Linked DNA regions of Homo sapiens: region 2 is linked to region 1. The links are chromatin contacts, found by Hi-C or POLR2A ChIA-PET in ENCODE. All regions are on one chromosome and are shown on one strand. Each heading gives the region's core, a stretch centred on a gene start or an enhancer-like site at or near the end of the contact. The rest is flanking DNA. Distances are from core to core; before and after follow the strand shown. Region 1 holds the start of CLDN3 (claudin 3). Region 2 has its middle 21 kb from the start of TMEM270.

What was found. A loop is a pair of places that touch in the nucleus more often than their neighbours do. ChIA-PET counts read pairs that join two places held with the same protein, here RNA polymerase II (POLR2A).
Region 2: a map of psoas muscle shows a loop between it and region 1 (8-fold over the local background). The contact joins the enhancer-like site here to the promoter of CLDN3 in region 1. A Hi-C loop is called at or near these places in 1 of 168 maps with a recorded cell type or tissue (psoas muscle). POLR2A ChIA-PET finds 5 or more read pairs at or near these places in 3 of 52 experiments (T-cell, WTC11 and activated T-cell).

Annotation. Positions count from the first base shown.
Region 1 is chr7:73,767,627-73,773,121 of GRCh38, forward strand. It overlaps CLDN3 (claudin 3), which reads right to left and starts at 2,644. Exons shown (of 1, transcript NM_001306.4): 1 at 1,371-2,644. The coding sequence starts at 2,423. The coding sequence ends at 1,761.
Region 2 is chr7:73,878,986-73,884,480 of GRCh38, forward strand. No RefSeq gene overlaps it. Among named protein-coding and RNA genes, the nearest start is that of TMEM270, 21 kb to the left of the region's middle. Within about 2 kb of position 1,251, at least 11 of the 41 ENCODE cell types and tissues checked have a DNase peak (open chromatin) inside an H3K27ac peak, as active enhancers do.

The sequences.
Region 1 (5,495 bases), core at 1,394-3,893:
TCTCTCACCCTGCACATCCAAATGGCTCCCGGGTCCTGCCCACTTTAACAGCCCCTGTCAGGTTCTGCCCCCACTCCCTGCCCCTGCCTAATTTCTGGCCACCATCATTTCACTCCAAGATGGCGGCATATCCTGTTAGGTGGTTCCCCTCCTTTATCTTTCTCCTTGAATCCCAGTTCCACAGGGGCTGCTGGAGAGGTTAAAAGCATCTGACCAGGTACTTCCCCTTTCATGACTCCCTACACCCAGAGTAAGGTTCAAAGTTTGTAATTCCACATACGGACTCTCCATGACTTGGCCTTTGCTTGCTGGAGTCCTGGGCTTTACTGACACTTCCTGTCTCCCTTTATGTTCCATCCAGTCATTTGAATCTCTCGCCCCCACCAAGTCACCCTGTGCCTGGGTTCAGGCCCCTTTTCCCGCCTGAATCTCCTGTGTTTTCTCCAAGGCACCAGTGCCTCTCCACACTGTTCACCTTAACCACTCCTCTGGGGTGTGTGTGTGTGTGTGTGTGTGTGTGTGTGTGTGTGTGTTTTGTCGTTGTTGTTTTTGAGACAGGGTCTCACTCTGTTGCCCCAGCTGGAGTGCAGTGGCACAATCATAGCTCACGGTAGCCTTTACCTCCTGGGCTCAAGCCATCCTCCTGCTTCAGCCTCCTGAGTAGCTGGGACCACAGGTGTATGCCATCATACCCAGTTAATTTTTTTTTTTTTTGGTAGAGATAGGGTCTTGCTATGTAGCCCAGGTTGGTCTCGAACTCCTGGGCTCAAGCGAGCCTCCCACCTCGTCCTCTAGGAGTGAGCCAGTGAGACCCGGCCTCAAGCCCCTCTGAGATACCCCTTCTAAGTCCTCCCTCTTTCCCTCCCTTGAGGGTCCCAGGAAGGAGATGGGGACCCTTTCTCATCTCTCCCCCAGGTGAGAAGATTTGGCCCGGTTTTACTTTTGGTGGCGTGTTTTATCCAAACAATAGGTCTTTTTGTTTTCGTTTTTCCAATAGGAAATGGCAGTACGGAATGCGCTCTTTCACAAGGCGCACGGGAGATTCCGAATGTGTCGGGTATTGTGCGGGGTCCGGGCTCCCAGCACAGACCCAGGGGCACATCTCTGCCACCTTCCCCTCCCATCCCCAGCCATGGCGTGCGGAAAGTGCTCATGCCTGCTTCCTAGATTGGGCGCTGGCTTTGGCCTCACAGGCTGTCTTCCGAATCCCCAGGGAGTGGGCAAGTGACCACCCCGCCATCACCAAGCTCAGCTTACAACCCCATCTTCCCTCTAAGCTCCATCCGGGAGAGCGAGATCCAGCCAAGGCCGCCCCGAGGGGGAGCTCTGCAGGGAGGTGGAGGCGCTGGGAACAAGGAGGCTCCAGCGAGTGCAAAACGAAAGGCTTTTATTGAAAAATATCAAGTGCCCCTTCCAGGGCTGCCGGTCCCTGCCCAGCGCGAGCATGGGGGCAGCGGCCCGATGGGGCTCGACGGGGTGGTCAAGTATTGGCGGTCACCCAGGCCCCGTGCTCCAGAAGGGTGAGGTTTCACAGTCCATGCAGGTTGGTCCCTGGGCCCCGAAGTCGACTGCCCGGCCCGCAAAGCCGTGGCTGCTGGGGAAGCTGCCCCAGTCCAGCGCGGGGGCTTCCTGGCTTCTGGGGGTGGGCTGGCCTCCGAGGCAAGGCTGCACGCTGGATGGCCTGGTGCGCGCTCCAGCTCGCGGTGGTGGTGGTGGTGTTGGTGGTGGTGGTGGTGGTGGGGTCTCCCTGCGTCTGTCCCTTAGACGTAGTCCTTGCGGTCGTAGCCTGTGCCCAGGCTGGCTCCCGGGCCGGTGGAGCGCGGCGCGGAGTAGACGACCTTGGTGGCCGTGTACTTCTTCTCGCGTGGGGGACACGAGCAGCAGAGCAGCGCGCCCCCCAGCAGCTGCAGCGCCGCGGCCGCCCAGCCCACGTACAGGCCCGCGCCCATCTCGCGCTTCTGCGCCTCGGGCACCACGGGGTTGTAGAAGTCCCGGATAATGGTGTTGGCCGACCAGGACACCGGCACGAGGGTGAGCAGGGCGGCGAGAAGGAACAGCACGCCTGCCACGATGGTGATCTTGGCCTTGGCCGTGTCGTCCTGCACGCAGTTGGTGCACTGGGCGCCCACCAGCGCCACTAGCAGCCCGAAGGCGGCCAGCAGGATGGCCACCACGATGAGGGCGCGGGCCGCCTGAAGGTCCTGTGGCAGTGCCAGCAGCGAGTCGTACACCTTGCACTGCATCTGGCCGGTGCTCTGCACCACGCAGTTCATCCACAGGCCCTCCCAGATGTTCTGCGACGTGATGATGTTGCTGCCGATGAAGGCCGACACGCGCCACATGGGCAACGCGCAGCACACGATGGTGCCCAGCCAGCCCAGCACGGCCAGCGCGGTGCCCGTGATCTCCAGGCCCATGGACATGGCTGCCGCGGCAAGGCCCGCTCCACCGGGTGGCTCCGGGTGCGGGGAGACGAGGGGCCGGGGCCGCTGGGCCTGGCGGGAGCTGCGGCGCCCCGACGGACGGACGGACGGACGGACTGACTCACCGACGGCGCGCGCTAACGGCTCGGCTCCATACGCTCTCGCCGCGGCTGCGCCTGCACCTGCCTGTGGCTTTGTGGGCGGGCGGCGGCGACTGGGCTGGCCCTGGGCTGGGGCCGGTGCGTCTTAGCTAAGTGCCCAGCGCTCCGGTGGGGGCGGTAGGGGCGGAGCCGCGCTCTCCAGGGCCTAAGGACAGTGACGTGGCCCCTGCCTCCCACCTTCACCGAGCGTCCTGGGAGGAAGGACTTGGCCCTGCGCGGCCCACAACGCCGGGGTAGGGGGGTTGCCAAGGAAGGGCGGGACCTGACCCAGCCCCCGCCCCTCGGTCCTTGTCCCTCTCTGCTCGGGAATGAATTCTCCGGGGCAAAACCGAGGACGGGATGCGTCAGGGGCTTGGGGTGCAAATCCCAAAGAATTTGACACGGCTTCTCTCTCCTCACCACTTTGGGCGCTTTTGGCACGTGCCGCGTGGGGATGGGGGCGCTGCCAATTACCCCGGAACGGCGGGGCGGGGAGGACCAGGGTGGGCGTGGCCGCGGCTGTTTGCAGGAGCCGCGCACCTGCTGCTCTGCCCCTCCCGTACACACGTCGCACAGGCTCAGCCTGAGTCCGGGCGGTGGGGTTGTCCAGCCCAGGAATTGCTGGGCCCAGAAGCCAGGGACTGCCTGCGCAAAGGTACCCAAAAGATGCCCTTAAGCCTAACTAAGCTCAAATTCCTCTCCAGCTCTCCCTCCAGTTCCCATCGCTGGCCGTGAGCCTGCATGCCTTTAGCTAAGCTGCTCTCCCCTCCCAGAAGTCCCCCTCCTCCCATTGAGTCCCCTCCCCTCTCCGAGCCCTGTCCTCCCTCCCTTTGAGCCTGAGTCAGGGCTGAGGCCCACCTTAATGAAATGGTGGTGAAAGAGGTTCGATCTCCGCAAAAGTGGGAAATCGGGCAGGACCGAGCACCGTGGTGGCTGACTCCTGTAATCCTCGCACTTTGGGAGGCTGAGAAGGGAGGATTGCTTGAGACCAGGAGTTCGACACCAGCCTGGGCAAAATAGTGAGACCCCGTCTCTACAAAAAATTAAAAAACTAGCCAGGTGTGGTGGCGTGTGCCTATAGTCCCAACTACTCCGGAGGCTCAGGCAGGAAATTACTTGAGCCCAGGAGTTCGAGGCTGCAGTGAGCTATGATCGCACCACTGCACTCCAGCCTGGGCATCAGAGCAGACCCTGTTTAAAAAAAAAAAAAAAAAAAAAAAAAAAGGTTGGGAAGTCAGAAATGCTACACTCAAAGCCCTGGCTGTCACACCTGGACGATCGTTCCCCCTTCTTCACCAAGCTCAGAGCCCTTCAGATTTGGCCTTGGAGGTTCAGCCTGGGCTGTTCCTAACCCCATCCCCTCTCTTCCCCTCAGAGCAGCCCTTGCATACCACATGCCCCTGCCTCAGAGTCCCTGCACTTACTGTCCCCTGTACATGGAACATGCCTGCAGACATCCACATAGCTTACTCCTAACTGCCTTCAGCTTTTTGCTCTCAGTGAGTCTTTCCCTGACCACCCTATTTAAAACTGCAGCTTCTGGCTGGGTACGGTGGCTCACGCCTGTAATCCCAGCACTTTGGGAGGCTGAGGCGGGTGGATCACTTGAGGTAAGGAGTTCCAGACCAGCCTGGCCAACGTGGCGAAATCCCGTCTCTACTAAAAATGCAAAAATTAGCCAGGCGTGGTGGTACACGCCTGTAATACCAGCTACTCGGGAGGCTGAGGCAAGAGAATTGCTTGAACCCAGGAGGTGGAGGTTGCAGTGAGCTGAGATCACACCCCTGCACTCCAACCTGGGTGACAAAGCGAGACTCTTTGTCTCAAAATAAAATAAATAAAATAAAATAAAATAAAATTGCAGTTTCTTACCCCACAATGCCTGCCCCCCTTTAATACTTTATATTCTGCTTAGCATGTAACACCATCGGACAATATTCTATATTTTTCTTATTTATGTTTCATTGTACTTAAAAAAATTTTAAATTGGCAATGATCGTACCTACGCGTGGCACACCCAGTGATGTTTTAATACATAGAATGTATAGTAATCATATCAGGGTAATTGGCATATTCATCATCTCAAACTTTTATTTCTTTGTGCTGGGAACGTTCAATAACTTATTTATTTATTTATTTTAGAGACAGTGTCTTGCTCTGTCACCCAGGCTGGAGTGCAGTGGTACTATCATAGCTCACTGCAGCCTTGAATTCTTGGGCTTAAGCAATCCTCTAGCTATAGCCTCCCAAGTAGCTGGGACTACAGGCATATACCACCAAGCCCACCTAATTGTTTCATTTTTTTTTGTAGAGATGGGGTCTCACTGTGTTGCCCAGGCTAGTCTTGAACTCCTGGTCTCAAGCAATCCCCCAACCTTGGCATCCCGAAGTGCTAGGATTACAGGTGTGAGCAGCAGTGCCCAGCCTATTTTTTTTTTTAAACGAAATCTCGCTCTTTTGACCAGGCTGGAGTGCAGTGGTGCAATTTCGGCTCACTGCAACCTCCACCTCCTGGGTTCAAGCAATTCTTCTGCCTCAGCCTCCCAAGTAGCTGGGACTACGGGCACGTGCCACCACGCCCAGCTAATTTTTGTATTTTTAGTAGAGATGGGGTTTCACCATATTGGCCAGGTGGTCTCGAACTCCTGACCTCATGATCTGCCCGCCTTGGCCTCCCAAAGTGCTGGGATTACAGGCATGAGCCATGGCACCCAGCCAATTTTTAAATTGTTTCTTTCTTTCTGTTCCAGTATGTCAGCTCCATTGGGACATCTGTAATGTCCCAGAACAGGCAAGAATTTTGCTGGTTTTATTCACTGCTGCATTCCTATTGCCTAGAATGGTGTTGGGTACTCAACAGAGAGTCGATTTAGTGACTTGAATGAAGGGAAGACTTTCTCATGTTCCTTCAACCTTGCCTACCCAGGCTTTC
Region 2 (5,495 bases), core at 1-2,500, 110 kb after region 1:
GAGTGCAATGGCGTGATCTCGGCTCACTGCAGCCTCCGCCTCCCTGATTCAAGCAATTCTACTGCCTCAGCCTCCAGAGTAGCTGGGATTGCAGGTGCCGCCACCATGCCCGCCTAATTTTTCATATTTTTGGTAGAGACGGTTTTGCCATGTTGGCCAAGCTGGCCTCGAAATCCTGGCCTCAGGGGATCTGCCCACCTTGGCCTCCCAAAATGCTGGGATTACAGGCGTGAGCCACTGTGCCCAGCCTGGATGATGTGACTTTCGACTGTCAAATCAATGGCCCTGTTACCCCAAGCTCGCTCCCCGTCCCAGCAGCCCCTGGCCTCACAGCATGTGCATCTCTTTCCCTCTGGGAGCTGCCGCCCTGTGGGTCCTGCTGCCACCAGCCTGCAAGGGCACGATTAGGGTCACCTCCCCTCATCCCAACCCAGGGAGGTGGCTACCACCATTCACATATGGGGAAGGAGGGAAGGAGATGATGTATGACAGAAGCTCAGGGAGGTGGGGCCTGTCCACCTTCCGGGTGTGCCCTGGGGTGGGGGTTTCAGGCAGCCCTGCCTTCCTTTCCTTCCTGGGCTCAGCTGAGAGGGACTGGGGCAAAGGGCTTTTGTCATTTTCTCAACCCACAAACACTTCCGGATGCCTCCTCCATGCTGTTAACAGACTCCAGTGCCTGGGATCACTCACACCCTGCCTCTGCCTCAGTTTCCCCCTCTGAAGGGTGGAGCTGGCTTTGAGAGGGTGATAGACCTTTCAGCTTTTGCTTGAGTGAAGCCCACCTCTTGCCCCAGTGCCCATGACCCACCCACATCCCCAAAGCTGCAGGGCTTCCCGAGCTGGTCTTGGTCCCAAGCCGTGACCATGTCACTCTTACCCCGCCTGGGGCCAGCAAGCCCAGCTCTGGCCCCTCCCTGACGCCCCAAGGAGACTTGTGACAAACAGTAAGAGAGGGTCTCCTGGCTTCACCCTCTCTTCCAGAGGGAGCAAATTCTCCCAGACAAACCCAGCCCATCAACAAACCAGCGACCAAAACAAAGAGGCAGATTACGAAACCCAGATCGAGGGAAAGAGGCCACTCCGAGCTTTTCTCCAGGACAGGGGTTGGCGAAATTGGGCCAGGCCTGTGGGTCACAGCCTGCCTGGCCTGGACTATTTTTGTACCGTCTGGGGGGTGGGGGCTGATGAAATCCCAGCTGCATTTCACCAAAACACTTTCCCCTTAAGCCCGGGCTCCATGTGGTTCAAATTCATTGTCACTTAACTCATCACTCAAGGCTCTGAGCCGCATCCCTCCCCCTCCAAGAAAAAGACGAAAACACACAGTCTCTGGCATGCGGGCGAGGTGGGCGTGAGGGGCCATGACAAACAGACTGACTGTCTTGACCTTAGCCGCCCCTGGCCTCCTGCTCTCCATCTTCCTGGCCCCTTCCACCCCGTGCTTGATGTCCCCAAAGGCTAAGACAGGATGAGTTGCTGTCCAAGCTCCACTAGGGTTGAGTTGGGAGCCTGGACAGGGGAGGCAGTCACTGGATCACTGGTTCTCCCTCCCCTCCACAGCCCGCTGCTGGAAATGGGAAGCTGACATGTCCCAAAGGTCGATGCACTGGAATGCCCGGAGGTCATCCTCTGGGAGTGTCCACATATTTGTGAATGTGTTTGTGCCCATGAGCCAGGAGAAGCCGATCTTCTCTTGCCCCGTGTTGCTTTTCTCAATGTTGGCTCACAGCTGATGTTCATCACCTCAGGGCTGTGTTGAGGTTGGCAAAGGGACTTCCCATCGGAGAGGAAGGGAAGGGCTGCCGGGAGGGGACCCTGGAGGGCATTGGAGTCTTTATCGAATATGAGGACAGGACGTCCGGTTTTGAAACTATGCACTGATCCTATAGTTTCCATGGTAGGGCGGCCAGATGGCTGCAGGTGCATTTAGTGACAGGCCCCCTAACCTGTCCCAGCTATGTGTGTGCCAATCTCCTGAGCCTTTAGTTTAGCCAAGGTTGGCATTTCCCAGGGGGAACTTCAGCTGGGGACCAAGCAGAGCCGCCTGCCCTCCGATTCCATTTGTGTGTCTCTCTCCCCCATTAGACCGTGGGTCTCTCCGGGGCAGCGTTTAGCTGATCCACACTGGATCTCCAGTGCCCAACGCTAGGCTTGGCACAGAACCCAAGCGCAGCAAATGCTTGTGGAATGAATTAATACATTTTTCAAATCAAGTCAAAGTGCTGTTTTCATTATCTTTAGACCAGATTAAATTCAGAGCCACAGCTCTCCAGAAAAATACTGGCAATCTGGCTTTTGCATATTTCACTGTCAAGGAGAGAACTCCTTTTCTGAATTAGCCAGGAAGGCAAGCCCGGGTCCCTAGAGAGAGGCGACCCCTGAGCTCTCCCCTCTTGCCCACCTTGGGACACCTGTGACCCCTTTGGCTCTGATAACCCCTTGCTGGGCTGCCCCTCCAGCTTTGATCCCTGGTTTGCAGACCGAGGGAGCAAAAGGGTGGAGCTCTAGGAGTTTACTTTCCTGGGCAGGGTCAAGCAGTTCCTGATGCAGCAAAGTTGTTTGGGCGCAAACATTTCCCTGTATTGTCTGGCTTCAGAAGGCAGCCAAGAGTCTACGCAGGTGGGAGGGAGCTGAGGCAGGAGTTTTTTCTCTCTCCTCCACTCCAAAGAAGACAGGAGCCTCCAAGCCCCAAGGTGGGGGGTTAGGAGGTCATCTCACACCCTAGGCAGATGCAGAAGACCTAGGAGAGGACAGAATCAGGGGAGGGGGGTGGGGGACAGATGTCATATGTCCTACTGTGCAGAGTTGGGGAGTCAGGTGTAGACAGACATGAGCTGGTCTGAGAATTCAAGTCCAACCAGAGGACCAGGCTGTACCTTCCCCAGGGCATGCTGGGAGATGCCTCTCATTCCCTTGCTGGCTGGGCGCACCAGCCTACCTGAGGCTGTCTCTTAGACAGCTAAGGAATCTTTCCCCTCCTCTGAGGTTTCTGCTCAATGACACCTTTTCTGGGGACAGTGGCTCTGGAGATGGGGGATCCTGGAGGTTGAGAGAGGCTGAGCCTTCGTGGATCTCCAGTATCCCCTGCCTTCTATGCCTCTTTAGCAAGATGCTTCTCCAACTCCTGTTTTTCCTTCTCGGAACTCTGGAAGGATGCCCTCTGCATTTTGGATGTGTTTCCCAAGTGATGCTCCATTGACTATTACTTTGGGAGGGGGAAAAGCTTCTGGATCCAAGAAGCCTAGGAAACACAAAGTCAGACAGGCTATTATCTTGCAGGACTTATCAGAGCCTTGAATTTTTTTAATTTTTAATTTTTATTTATTTTTTAGAGACAGGGTCTTACTCTGTCACCCAGGCTGGACTGAATGGTGGAATTATAACTCACTGCAGCCTGGAATTCCTGGGCTCAAGCGATCCTCCTGTCTCAGCCTTCAGAGTAGCTGGGACTACAGGTGCATGCCACCAGGCCTGGCTATCTTGAATTGTTCATAGGGGCTTTAAAATACAAAAATAAGCTGGGCATGGTGGTGGGTGTCTGTAATCCCAGCTACCCAGCAGGCTAAGAGAAAATTGCTTGAACCCGGGAGGCGGAGGTTGCAGTGAGCTGAGATCATGCCACTGCATTCCAGCTTGGGTGACAGAGACTCTGTCTCTAAATAAATAAATAAATACACACAGACATACATAAAATAGGAGCTTTGACCTTCTAAGAAGGGACCCTGGTGCACAGTGTTTCCTGGACCCATGTGACACCAAAGTCATTTCTCCCCATGGGCTCTTTTTCAGGACATCTTCTGGGCCACACAGGTCGAGAGGATATCTCGGGAGTTACTGGACCTGAAATGTCAAATAACCCTGCAGAGGTGACAGCTGTGAGTGAAGATGCTTCTCTTTTTATGTTGAGTGAAACCCCTTTCAATATGGGCTGGAGCTGGCCACATGAGGTTTCCTGGTGTCGTGCAAGCGTGGAGATCCGGCCACACTCTTTCGTCTTCTCTTCCTTGGCCCTGAAGGGAGATGAGCCGGCAGGTGGACAAAATAAGGGGGTTGAGGCTGGATGCGGTGGCTCAAGCCCATAATCCCAGCACTTTGGGAGGCCAAGGTTGGCAGATCACTTGAGGCCAAGAGTTCGAGATCAGCCTGGCCAACATGGAGAAACCCCGTCTCTACCAAAAATACAAAAATTAGCCAGGTGGTGGGCACCTGTAATCCCAGCTACTCCAGAGGCTGAGGCAGGAGAATCGCTTGAACCTGGGAGGTGGAGATTGCAGTGAGCCAAGATCGCACCACTGCACTCCAGCCTGGGCGACAAAGCAAGACTCCGTCTCAAAGAAAAACAAAAACAAAACCAAACAAAAACCAAGGAGGTTAAGACAGACTATGTGCATCTCCCTAATCTGTCCCGGAGACAGAAGCCACAATTAAGTCACCTGTGGCCAAGACTGGGCAAGACCCAGGCAGCTGGGAAAGCCAAGAGGACTTTAGGCATCACGTTGCTCTGAAGTTCTGGAAAGGGCAATGCCAGCTTCAGGAGGGATCTGATTCAAAGGCCAGATTCAAGCCAGGTGCCGTGGCTCACGCCTGTAATCCCAGCACTTTGGGAGGCTGAGACTGGTGGATCATGATGTCAAGAAATCGAGACCATCCTGGCCAACATGGTGAAACCCTGTCTCTACTAAAAATACAAAAATTAGCCAAGCATGGTGGCGTGCGCCTGTAGTCCCAGCTACTCAGGAGGCTGAGGCAGGAGAATCGCTTGAACCTGGGAGGTGGAGGTTGCAGTGAGCCAAGATCACACCACTGCACTCCAGCCTGGGCAACAGAGTGAGACTCTATCTCAAAAAAAAAAAAAAAAAAAAAAAAAAGGCCAGATTCAGGGATGAGTTCACAAGATTCAGACCATGCTGGGTTCTCACCCTGCAGCTTCTGGTCCCCTCCTTGCAGCAGAAGTCCCGGGACGCCACTGCTGGGCTCAGCTCTGTCCCAGCCCCTGAGGTTCAGCCTGATCTTAGTTAGGAGATTTCCGAAGGAGCCAAATTCAATGTTCAGGGGCCTGGCATCCGAGCTTGGGTCCCTTTTTTTTTTTTTTTTTTTAAGATGGAGTCTCTCTCTGTCGCCCAGGCTGGAGTGCAGTGGTGTGATCTCGGCTCACTGCAAGCTCCACCTCCTGAGTTCACGCCATTCTCCTGCCTCAGTCTCCCAAGTAGCTGGGACTACAGGTGCCCGTCACCACGGCTGGCTAATTTTTTGTATTTTTAGTTGAGACAGGGTTTCACCGTGTTAGCCAGGATGGTCTCAATCTCCTGACCTCACGATCCACCCACCTCCCAAAGTGCTGGGATTACAGGCGTGAGCCACCACGCACAGCCTGTTTGTTTTTGAGATGGAGTCTCGCTCTGTTGCCCAGGCTGAGAGTGCATTGGCGCGATCTGGGCTCACTGCAACTTCTACCTCCTGGGTTCAAACAGTTCTTTTGCCCAGCCTCCCGAGTA